Linked DNA regions of Homo sapiens: region 2 is linked to region 1. The links are chromatin contacts, found by Hi-C in ENCODE. All regions are on one chromosome and are shown on one strand. The core of a region is the stretch at or near the end of the contact, and the rest is flanking DNA. Distances in the headings are between cores, read along the strand shown. Region 1 has its middle 230 kb from the start of LINC00924. Region 2 has its middle 410 kb from the start of LINC00924.

The links. Hi-C counts contacts between places; a loop is a spot of excess contacts on that map. Pooled maps may share reads with other maps.
Region 2: a map of heart right ventricle shows a loop between it and region 1 (9-fold over the local background). The contact joins two enhancer-like sites. A Hi-C loop is called at or near these places in 6 of 168 maps with a recorded cell type or tissue (GM11168, Right ventricle myocardium inferior, heart left ventricle and 1 more), 1 of 37 single-sample maps with no recorded cell type and 7 of 50 pooled maps.

The regions. Positions count from the first base shown.
Region 1 is chr15:95,656,495-95,663,030 of GRCh38, forward strand. No RefSeq gene overlaps it. Among named protein-coding and RNA genes, the nearest start is that of LINC00924, 230 kb to the left of the region's middle. Within about 2 kb of position 3,322, at least 2 of the 41 ENCODE cell types and tissues checked have a DNase peak (open chromatin) inside an H3K27ac peak, as active enhancers do; they include heart right ventricle, where a contact is called at or near this core.
Region 2 is chr15:95,842,103-95,848,288 of GRCh38, forward strand. No RefSeq gene overlaps it. Among named protein-coding and RNA genes, the nearest start is that of LINC00924, 410 kb to the left of the region's middle. Within about 2 kb of position 1,555, at least 5 of the 41 ENCODE cell types and tissues checked have a DNase peak (open chromatin) inside an H3K27ac peak, as active enhancers do; they include heart right ventricle, where a contact is called at or near this core.

The DNA.
Region 1 (6,536 bases), core at 2,072-4,571:
CCGTCTCAAAAAAAAAAAAATTATATGGGTAGCTTTTTCATGGGAATATGAAAAATATACTTGGTTATGAAGAACAGAGTAAGGGTACATATAGTTTGTTACATATTAGGGGCTCAATAACTAGTAATAAAGATAATCTACAGACTTGGAATACAGTGGGTCTATCATCTGCCAGAGAACATTTACACATTGTTCACAAGTTATCTCTGTTAGTCTTCACAATTATTAACCCCTGTCACAGATGAAGAAACTAACACACAGAGACTTGCCAAGGTCACATGGATCATTAAGGGTGGGGCTGGAATTCAAACCATGTCCAGTTCCAGAGTGTGGAACAGAATTCTATGTACAGCAGCATCTGCCTAGACTCTTTCAGCAGTCTTCTGAAACGTTAGCAGGCTTCAAACACAAACGATGAATAAATAATTTAGATTTAACAAAAGGCTAACATTCCAGTAACATTCAACAACACTACAAAGTTCATTTATTTAAAAAAAATTTAAAAATCTTATTTTCTCATCTGAAAACAGAAGCTCATGCCACCTTTTAAAATTTATCATGAGATGACTATAAATTTTGATTTCACATATGGTGAAATGTTGAATCTTTGAAAGAAATCCAGAAGCTTAGACTAACTTCCACGGTTTATAACAGTGAAAGGGAAGTTGAACTGTGGTTTAGTCATCCAGGTGATCTTAACTCGAAGGTGTAAAGAAAACACATCATTCAAACTCACAATGCATGAATTAACATCTCTCTGTCACCAACCTCTTTTTTCCTTATTCATTGGGTCAAGGGCCCCATGGCCTCTCCTTTCTTCTCAGGGGAACAATGAAAAATACTTTTTTTGAAACATGGCTCCTAAGCTGCTAGTACCTGTATTTTGTCTCAATCAAAATGCGTTTGTTCAAAAAACAAATTTCTGTTTGTTCAGAAAATATTTCTTTAAGAAGTTGAGAATAATTTTGGTGTTCACCAGTTAAGAATATAAACTTGGTCAGGAGAAAACTGACCATGTAATTTATGGTCCAAACCTAGATTCTTTTGAGAATGAAAGGGGATGCTAATAAGAATGACACTGTCACAACAGGCATAAACCTGTTGCAGGAAAGGGAAAGCTATAAGTCTTATGGGCCAAATTAGGAATTATTATCTTTATCTTCAGAACAATTGAAAGCCACTAAAATTTTTAAGTAAAGTAAAATAATCAAACACGTGTTTGAAAATATAGAACACAGACATCCCTAATGTGTGGAGAAGAGATATGAGAGGCCAAGAGTAACTACAGATTAAAACAGGTAGGCCATGAGATATGATGATAGCCAAGACTACAGGGGATAATGGAAATGGGTGAAAGAGTTAAGATCTGAGGGATCCATTGAGAATATCAATCCAGTGAACACAGAGATGTTTGGATGGGGCTCATGGATGAGGAGGAGAGATGATTCAAGGACCACTTTTTTATGATTTACCTAATTAGGTTGGATAATAATGCCATTCATTGAGTGCCAAGTGTTCAAGAGTGACAGAGGGCTAAGATGGTGGGTGGGAATCTGCAAGATTGGCTCCTTCACTTTCTTCAGTTCTTTATGCAAATAGCACCTTCTTAGGAAGCTTCTCCCAAGCACCCTTTGAAAATATTACCACTTCCTGCACCCTTTCTCACCCCCTTCCAATACCCCCTACCCACATTCCCTATCATCTTGCTGTGTATACATACATAGATATTTACTTAAAAGTTATCTTTCTTATACTCCTCACTAGAATATAAATTCCGTTAGGAAGAGTTTTATTGTCATTCCTATCGGAATCCAAGATTCTTTGAACTGCACCTCTACCTATAGTAGGAGCCTGGTAAATATTTATTAAAATGAAAAAAATGTGGAGTGAATCAATAATCAACTAAAATACACCCTATTACCATGTCAGACATTTCAAGAATTTGTGTAACACAGCTTTATGTTACAAAAAAAAACAAAAAAAAAACTGTTTAGTATTTCCAGATTGTGGGTTGGGCAGGGGACGGTGTTATAAATCAAACTTTCTCTGAGGGACCAGTTTCATGCTACCCGTGCAGTATGGCTAAGAACAGAAGTTGGATTCTCTTGGCCACTTGGTTCTCCTGGTTCTGTGCACTTTGCCTACCTGACTCATGTCTGGACATTGATCTTGTATCACCACCCCTGTCCTGTGCTAGGTCTCTAGTGACCACCATCCACAAATGTAATTTGGATGTGCAGCACACAGTAGACATCCTCTAGAGACATACCTTAACCCAACAGGAGCAGAAGGAGGGAAAAGAGAGAGAGAGAACACAGGAACCATGGCTACTGAAGAGTTCGAGATTGAAAGAGGGAAGAGAGGATGACAACCAAAAGAGTGAAAGCAACTCTGTCTCCTGGATTTTCCTCCAGGGAGTGTTACATACCCCTGTGGTCTCTGTGAGTCTCTATAAAACCCAACAAGAGTCTCCCCTGGGTAGGTTTTCTCCATGTGACTTCCTCTCTAGGTATTTTTAGCTACTCCACTTCTTTGGCAGAAATATTTTAAAAATTGGGACACCAGAGTTCAATCTGCTTATTCATTTATTTATAATTTCAGAAGTATTTATGTAGCCCATACCATATAGTACCGGTATGATTGGCGTGGTGGATTCACCAGTGAAAAAGCTGGATGTGATGCTGTGGCCTTAGAATTTATAGAGGTTTACAAATGACCCATAAGGAAGATGCCATCCTTTTGGGCAAGACCCAAATACTCCTTGCCTGATTGTCCCTTCACAGCCTGGCCTCCTGACTTTAAAGCAAAGAAGAAAGTTTCCCCCATTCCTCCCTGCTTTTTCAGGGACACCTTTTCCTCTCTGTCTAGACAAAGCATCTGCCCATTAAGAATATGGATGTTTCACACATACCCAAATTATTCGGGACAGTGGCCAAGCCAGAACATCATTTGTGAACTTGCTTGAAAGGGCATAAACCCTTTTAAGCTGCTTAGGATATTATCTCTTTCTCTTAAGTGGTAACCAGGTGACCTGAAAAGGCACATTGAGCTTCCAAAAGGTGCTTAACAAAGAATGAGGAAAGTACTTTGGCCCTTAGAAACTCTGGATCATTAAATAATACTTGCCTTAAATGCATCAATAAAACATTGTACATTAAGGTTTGGCAATCAGAGGGCTGAGCCCAAAGACGGCTTCTTAAATTCCTTTTAAAGGAATTGGAACAGAGATTTACTTTGCTCATCTTCCTATCACAGGGGGTGATCTCCCCGAAGACTTTATTAGCAGCGCACTTCTGCCAAAAGTGCTCACTGCCCTTGCTCTCCTCCCTGAGAACCAATGTCCCGTGAGAAAGCACGTTCCCACTGCTCCGCTGTGGGAAACACCAGGAGAAGGACTTTTCCCAAATCTGTGCGAATTGAGCAACTGGAAGCGACACTCACAAGCTTCCTTGTTTATGTTATTCTCTGTAAAAACACTGAAAACCCAAAACAAGTCGGAAGCGTGTTGGCACTGAATTATGTCAGCGCAAACATTCAATTCAAAAGAATGGCTGGATTTATTTTAATAGCTGAGAAACCTGGAGGCATGTGCAGTCTATTCTGCCTGTCAATTTATGATCTTTAAACACATTTTTTTAATTGACTGGTCCTTAAATACATCCCACCTCATCTTGTTCGAGCCAAGTTTTACAGATGCCATGTTAAAAATCAATTCAAAGAGCAGCCATAAACTCAAATGCTTCCTCCTTGAAATGTATATGGCAGAATGCAATTTTGTTTAATTTTAATTGACAGAGATGTCAGCTTAAGAGAATATTTTAGAATATTAGTAGGAACAGTAAACTTGTGCCTTGACACTTTTATGGTATAATGGTATAATTCCCTGAAAAAAAAATCACCACTGTCAGGATTTACACTAAAGCAATACATGGGTTACTCCCCTCCCCCCTGCCCTCCCTCCTGCCCCCCACCACTCAGTAAAGGAGTGACAAATGTATTACTAATTACACAATTGCTTTATTATGTGGAGCTGTAACTAAAATCTTTTCTGGATTTTCCAGCAAAATTGAGCTTCTTCCGAAACAATTAATTCTAGCAAATGGACTTGGGTAGAAAAAATTGATTCCAGCTGAAAGAAAGACTAGCTCCTTCCTCCCCTTAGTTGGAGAGTCAGGTGTGGGTGACACAGACACTACTTAGGACGGACTTCCAAGACTGACCACATACAGAATTTTTTCAAGGTAGAAGATTTTCAACTAGAGATGTGAGAAGCCAAACAATGATTTCTTTTAACTTTAGATAGACACATAGACAAGAATTCTTGGCTGTAAGTCCCAAAATGTTAGAAACTAGGATTAATTGGGGCTTTTAAAGCTTTATCCTAGGGCACATGCCTCTTTTAGGACTTCCATAGCACCCAGAGTATATGTCAGCCTTAGAACTTAATACATTCTGTTAAAATAATGTCTTATCAATGTGTGTTACCCATTAGTGCACAATGAGATGTCTTAATTAACTTTGTATCCACAATGTCTTGGGCAAGTCTTGGCACTCAGGAGAAGTGTACTGAACTGAAGTAGGACTCTTCATTCAGCTAATGTAAGCCAAGTGATGGCATCTCTGCTGCTTTTGGATGGAACAAAGAATGCCACTTTTTCAAAAACAGGTTCATGTAGCCCCAGGAATAACCCTTGGTCCAAAAAAAAAAAAAAATAGCCATGCTAGAGCATGGGATATTATCAGTCAGTCAGCATCTCATGATTTCTAAGGACTAAGAAGGTGTCTAACACAAAGCAAAATGTCATCAAACATAGCAAACATAGCAAGATACTAATGCAGGACATCTTTTGGACATTGACCAAGGCAAAAGAAACTTGGAAAAATGGCATACTTTCATCTGAGACATTTAGTCTTAGTCACCCAATTGAAATCAATTTTAGCACAATTCAGGGATTTCAAAAAACTTCACTAAGCCCCCATCATTGTTAAGAGAGTGATTACATGGGGATGCGGGTAGAGTACCTGTGTGGGGACAGATAGGTACTTATCATTGCATAGATTACACATTAATAAGATCATGTATGCAAAACTTAGTCCTATGGCTGGCTCGGAATAAACGCATAGAGTAGGAATTAAGATAATAATAAGAGCTAAATATAATAGGAGGAATGTGTGCCCAGTAACTAGCAGTAGTACACATTGCTAAGTAAGAACCAAAGAGGAAAAGATTAGTTATAAGCAGATCAAAGGAAGCTTCTTAGCACTGATGTGGTTCGTCAAGGATAAAAAGAATTTAAAAAGTGGCCATAAGGGTGAAAGGATTTTTAGGTAGGAAACACTGTCTGAACCAAGGCAGGAGGAAAGAAAGCACATGGTGGGTTTGATGTTACTAAAATTACATCACTTGATCTCTGTGTAATGGGTGATCTAGTTTAAATGGCATATTGGGGTTTCCTTATGGCAGGCTATGAATACCACGTGGTGGCTCATACCTGTAATCCCAGCACTCTGGGAGGCCGAGGCGGGCAGATCACAAGGTCAGGAGATCGAGACCATCCTGGCTAACACGGCGAAACCCCGTTTCAACTAAAAATACAAAAAATTAACCGGGCTTGGTCGCAGGTGCCCGTGGTCCCAGCTACTTGGGAGGCTGAGGCAGGAGAATGGGATGAACCCAGGAGGCGGAGCTTGCAGTGAGCCGAGATGGCACCACTGCACTCCAGCCTGGGTGACAGAGCGAGACTCCCTGACAAAAAAAAAAAAAAATTAAAATTTTTAAAAATTTAAGCCAAATAGCTAATAATGCATGAATCATCTTTACTTACCACTTAAAATGGCTTTTAGTGAGGTTTTGGTCCTTTTCTACCAAGAAAGACAAGGATATGTAAAAGTAACTAAGAGTAACCTAATAATCATTGTCCAAAGTTTGTAAACGTTATCTATTTAAAGCTATGTCTAGGAGTTACTGTTGGATTTCTACTTCTGTTTGTTTCCAACAGATTGGATTTATATCATTGTTTAACAAATTGTGTTCTGAGGTGCACTGGTTTAGTAAGGTATTAACTGGTATTTTCCTCCAGAGAGTTCTGTGGCCCTATAGGTTATAAAGACAGTATGAAGGCCATCTTTCTCTAGGAGATTCATGGTGCACATTTGCAGATAAAACTCTCAACATCCTGCCATTGAAAAACCAGTTTAACTGTATTTCAGCCCAAATCTCACAAACTTTTTAATCATGAAAACTAACTCTGTGTGTGTGGACTAACCATTGACATCTCACTGACACAGTGTTGGGGAAACAGGTAACACATTTTGGGAAATTTCCAGATCAATTCCTGAGCTGTCACAATTGTAACTCTAGGTTGAACCAATCGACTTTGAACTCCCTGGAAAGCCTCATAGAACAAGATACTTCTGAGTCTTTGCTGATCATTTTATCCTTGAAGTGTACTGAAACAGATTGCTCCCACACAAATTACATTTAAAATAATTCTAGAATATTACTACTGAATCTACCCAACCTTATCATCTAAAAT
Region 2 (6,186 bases), core at 305-2,804, 180 kb after region 1:
TGTATTTTTTTGAGACAGAGTCTCACTCTGTTGCCCAGGCTGGAGTGCAGTGGCACAATCTCAGCTCACTACAACTTGTGCCTCCAGGGTTCAAGCAGTTCTCCTGCCTCAGCCTCCTGAGAAGCTGGGATTACAGGCGCACGCCAACAAGCCCGGCTAATTTTTGTGTTTTTAGTAGAGACAGGGTTTCCCTATGTTGGCCAGGCTGGTCTTGAACTCCTGAACTCAGGTGATCCACCCACCTTGGCCTCCCAAAGTGCTAGGCTTACAGGCATGAGCCACCGTGCCCGACCAGGATCAGTAACTTCTAAAGGATATGCTCAAATGACACAATGAGGTGCCCATCAGTAGAAGGAAGCTCCAACCTTGTCAGCTTGACAGGGGAATGAAAAAGAAAATTCCGCCAGTTGTTAAACCCAGCTAACGTGTGATTGATCTGAGTTCGGCTGTTGGTGGTTAAATAGAACTCCCCTCTGGCGTTTATGTCTCAGTTCTGACTTTGCTTCAGCCTGACCATGAGGGGTCTATAAGTATTTGAGCCTCCACATTTCCCTTGTTCTGCACCTAAGATACTTTTAGATTGCTCTTTAGAGCCTGAATGCTCTAAGCTCTTGGCGTCCACTTTGACCATGAAGAGCTCCGACTGCAGACAGATGCTTATGACTGGGGATGGCTCACATGTTATCTTCCAGATAGTCTCTCTAGAGAGAGAAAAGGCAGAATCAGAGTGGCGTTCTGCAGTCAGAGTAGTTAAGGGAGTTAAGGTGGCGTTCAGGCAGGGTGAGCCTCTGTGCAGCCGATCTAACTTGGTCATAACCCATCAAGCCCCAATGGTGAGTTCTGTGTTCAGTATTTCAAATTTTTCCTTCCCTGACACTGGAGGAAATAATACAAAAACTTGTTACCTATGCTGATGCCCAGCCAAATAATGAATAATTATAACAACAATCTCATGCAGCGGACCACACACCTGATCAATTCCTCCCTTCAGCACAAAGGATTCTTGAATTCTGGCATCTACTCCAGTGCTTGTTTTAAAGTCATATTACCAAAAAGCTCTCAGGGAAGCATTTTACTTTCTGGCTTTGTGATAAACAGAAAGATACCACAGTGGTTTTTAAAACTCTTTTAAATCATACAATTCTTCATGTTTTCAGTCTTCCTTCCTGTGTGCATTTTCTCCCTCTGGGGCCATTTCCAAAGAACTCGAGAAAACGAAAGAAACCACTGTGACCAAGCTGGAATGCATGAAAACCAAACCATCTCCCCAGAGAGGATAAGGAGCAGATCCCATGACTCTGCACTTGTCCTTCATCTACCCTTTTCCCTCAAGCCACATGTCCACTCCACACCCTCATCAGGATCCCAGCCCAGTCCACCCTTACTCCCCAACTAAAGGGAAGATAGTTCTTTCTCCTGGGGCCGTGATGTGAGGCCTGGGAGGAAATGTTGTCTTTTGGGAAATAGCAAAATTGTGTGACTACATTAAAGTCAACACTATTTATCTTCACCTCTTGTCCTATGGGCTGACAAAGGGACACCACTGTTGGGCCCAACCCCCGTGCACAGCTGCAATAGAAAGAAGGCAGGGACTGGTACTTTCAAGTGTCAGACCTTTTGTGCTGACTAGTTTATGAGGCTGATGTCAAGCACTGCAGTCAATGAAGTCTTTGTCCTAGGTGTACAGGGCAGGACAGTGGAAAAACTGTCCTCTCTCATATCCCAGGCCCATCCATCTTCCCTTCACCCTGTTTCTCAACTTTCCTATCTCTTAAGCTGACGGAGAGAGGATCCCTCCTGGGTTAATGTACTGGAAAATTGCTCTGCATGTATATGAGGAGGTCCTTTCCAAATGAAAGAAAAAAAGAAAGAAAAAAAAACTGGGAAGAAGAGTCGTTTTTCCCACTGAACTCGTTGGCCTTATGCTTGTGGGTCTGACCCTGATTAAGAAAATCTCAATGTCCTGCTAGGAGGTTTATTGTGAAGTTTGGCAGAACGCACTTCCGATTGAATTTTTTTTTATTATTTGTAATCAGAAAGTGGTTTTGAACAGCTCCCATCACCCACCCCACCACCAACTACCCTGACCTCAAGTGTGCACGTGTGCACACACATGAACACACACACACACACATCCAAGACCTTGCCTTTGAAGAGACTCCATATGCTTACATCCAATTCACCTTGGAATAATCTATTCTCCTCCATGGGGCTGGTTTCCCCAAGGCAATTGCATATAAATAGCAAACAGATTGTTTTCATGCAGTTACATGGAAAGTTAGACTGCATGAACTTTGTTATGCATGGAACCCAGAAGAGCGGGTGTTACGTGATATCACTCGATTATTTTTACTTTTTTTCTAGCTAAAAATAATATCCTCTATTTTCTAAGCTTCTTCCCCCACTCACAGGTTTTATTCCTCTATGGGAGGCCTTAGGTTAAAACAAAAAGTCATGCTAGTGGTTAAGGCATCAAGTATGTATGCTTCTGAAATAAAAGCTGGCAGTGGCACCAAGGGATTTTATAAAACCCAGCTGAGTCCTTCCAGAAACTTCCATGCAAAATTTATGGGAAATGGAAACACATAACCTGAGTAATTGTAACCAATGCAAAATGTGTGTTTTAGATGCCAGTAGACACACAAATGTTCTTCTGGGAAATAAAAAAAAGTAGTGGGGGTTTGGGGATTTGGGGGCAAGTGAGGATTGTTAATGGGTAAGAAAACAATAGAAAAGATGAATAAAACCTAGTATTTGATAGCACAACAGGGTAACTACAGTCAATAATAATTGTATATGTTATAAGTTAAAGAGTATAATTGGATTGCTTGTAACACAAAGGGTAAGTGCTTGAGGGGATGATACCCCATTTTTCATGATGTGGTTATTATTTACTGCATTCCTACATTAAAATATCTCATGTACCCCATACATATACACACCAACTATGTACTCACAAAATAATTTTTAAAAAAATAAAAAGAATTTAGCAGCTTAGTGCATTTTTTGTTGTTTCACCCCCATTTTCCAGTAACTACTTTATGATTTCATTAATTATTAATTTGGCCAGAGACATTGGAAATAGGGCATTTTACACATTTAAAATGTACTTATCTTTATTTATAAATCTGTTTATTTTCTCCTGTCTTTGGTGACAGGAGAAAATAAAACCTAAGACTTTTAAAGGATCATAAAGAGCATAAAAGTGACTCAAACAAAAAAAGGTCAATAAAAGAGTGAAATCAATGTTCACCGCTCAACCTCCCGTGGATGGTGAGTTCTGTCCTCGTGTTGAGTTTAGGACATCAATGACTGAGGCAAAACACCACATCAAGTTATAATCTCCTGACGACTGAATGATCAAATTGTCTCTCTTGTTAGGAAGTTTGTTACACAGTTACAACTGACTTTTTATTCTGTTGGCGATGTGAAAAGTTGACAAGTTTTTGTGAAATGACTCCATTCTACCACACAAAGCAGTTCCTGGGTTTGTTCTTCCTCTCTTAATCTTTCTCATTCTATACTTCTCACTAAGATTTTTCCCCATAGAAATCTAATTTTCTTTTCTGCAGTTTCAGATGCTGCTCCACTGACAACCATGGGGCTCATTTAAATATTTAGCAAGATTATAAAATGAAATGGGGTGAAGCTGACAAATCACACCCAGGAGAGGGCGGGGAGAGTCGTTAAGTCAAACACAGACGTTAATAGGAACCCCTAATCTCTTAGCCTGTCCCCTTTTGTGGAAGGAGGTCAGAAGCACTTGGTCCCCAGGCCGGCTCCCTAAAGACTCTTAACAAGCAGATGTTACTGTAACATGCTCAGGGAATCAAGCATAAATATGACCCTTGACCCCGGTTGTCAGCTGATCCACTGAGTCTCTTAGAAATATACTCTTAACTTTTCTAAACTCCCACTCTTTCCCACCATCCCCCTCCGTTTCGCCCGGCGCCTCCGCCTCGGGTTTCTATGCCTGTGTCTCCAGCTTTGGAGCTTGCACAGTTGCTCTCAGTGTGACCTTTCTCTTCACAGAGGTCAAAGGCCCGAGACCCTAGGCTGGCCTCTTTTCTTGCTAAAGGCCAGCTGATGAATCATTCCCAACTTGAAGGGAACAGAGGAGAAGGGAGGGCTCTGAAGGCCTTTTGAGAGAAACAACTGTGGCCTATACATCAGCACTGATGCTGTTCTGACACTTTGAAAACTCACGTTCCTCTCTGGGAACCACAGGGAGAAGGGAAGAGAGGAGGGACAGAAAGGTCTCCCTCACTAGGATAGAATAAATAGGAACAAGAACACAACACCAGGCTTCGGGGTTGTGTAATGGGACACTGTTCAGGAGAGAGAGAGAGAAATATAAACACTCTTCAACACACACGTACGAATCCTCCCTTAGGTTTCAGTTTTCAGGGTCACATTTCACAAAACAAGAAAAAAAGTGTGTGCTTTTCCCCCACTGCAATGAGTTTGGTCAAGAGGATTTTGATGAACTATTCAGAATTTTCTTGCTTGTAATTTAGAAAAATATTGGTGATTTAATTTTTAATAATAAATTATGTATATATGTCTCCTTTAAGACAAACCCATCATGGTAGAATGGGGACGGAGGGGTTGGAAGCTATGACAGCTGCCTAAATTACCTAGAAGGCTTGAGATTCTTTATTGCTCTATTTTTTCTATATATAATGTTCTGGTTTTGACTTTTAATCTGTGAGTGGTGGGTATTTTACCTGCAGTCATTTAGAGAGTCTTCAGTAGCCTACAGGAAAGGTAGGGTTTGAGAATGTCACTGTGGGGCACAAAATGCAGGAGGCTGATTCAGCTGACTGTTCAGGCCCCAGCGTGAAAGAAGCCCTAAGACAGTTCCCACGAGGAGCCCCAAGGGAGCCACACTGCTTGGACCAGGACCTGATTTTGCAGTTTGGAATCCACCAATTTACAGGTCGTCCAAGAATTAATTGTTGTGATTCTCTTTCACCTTTTCTTTCTTTTTCTTTCTCTTTCTTTTTCTTTTTTTCTTTCTTTCCTTCCTTCCTTCTTTCTTTCTCTCTCTCTTTTTCTTTCTTTCTTTCTTTCCTTCCTTCTTTCTTTTTTCTTTCTTTCCTTCCTCCCTTGTTTTTCTTTTTCTCTTTCTTTCTTTTTCTTTCTTTTCTTTCTTTCTCTTTCTCTCTCTTTTTCTTTCTGTCTCCTCTCTTTCTTTCTTTCCTTCCTTCCTTCTTTCTCTTTCTTTCTTTCCTTCCTTCCTTCTTTCTTTCTTTTCTTTCTTTCTCTTTCTTTTTCTTTCTTTTCTTTCTCTTTTTCTTTTTCTTTCTGTCTCTCTCTCTCTCTTTCTTTTTTTTTTTTTGTTTGTTTGTTTGTTTTGCTCTTATTGCCCAGGCTGGAGTGCAATGGCGCGATCTTGGTTCACCACAACCTCCACCTCCCGGGTTCAAATGATTCTCCTACCTCAGCCTGCCTAGTAGCTGGAATTACAGGCATGTGCCACCACACCCAGCTAATTTTGTATTTTTAGTAGAGACAGGGTTTCTCGATGTTGGTGAGGCTGGTCTCTAACTCCTGACCTCAGGTGATCCACCTGCCTCGGCCTCCCAAAGTGCTTGCATTACAGGTGTGAGCCACTGCGCCCGGCTTCTCTTTCACCATTTTAAGAAATTCAAAGAAGAACTAAGGAACAAGCTATGCTCTCCAACATAGTGCGGGTTTGGAAAAAAATTTGATTCATATCGTCTTATCAAAACTTTTTAAAAATGGCCTTATATTAGGCTTTGCTAACGCCACATTTCTTGCATTAAATTGACTTTAGTAAGATACAAAATTAAAAATAGGAATATTTCCATTTGCTTAGAAAATATGTTAATGAATAGAAATGCTCTCGCTTCCTTGCTTTTTCTTTCCTTCCCTTTTTGCTCCTTATCTGTTTCGTTTTGTTGTTGTTGTTGGCGGCGAGGAAGTGATCAGGGCATTGACTAAATACTGGAGATACTGTTTTCTAGATAATAGTATTAAAAAATATAAGCTGAGAGAATAAAGAAATTATTTATGCTCAGAATCTCTATTACTGGACAAGGCAGCCCAGAGATGATACCTCTTCCTAATTTCTATTATGACTTTCCATTGCTTTCATCTAGGTTCTTAAGATTTTATGTACAAACACCCAAACACTGAAGGTTATGTTCCCTTGCTTCTTCG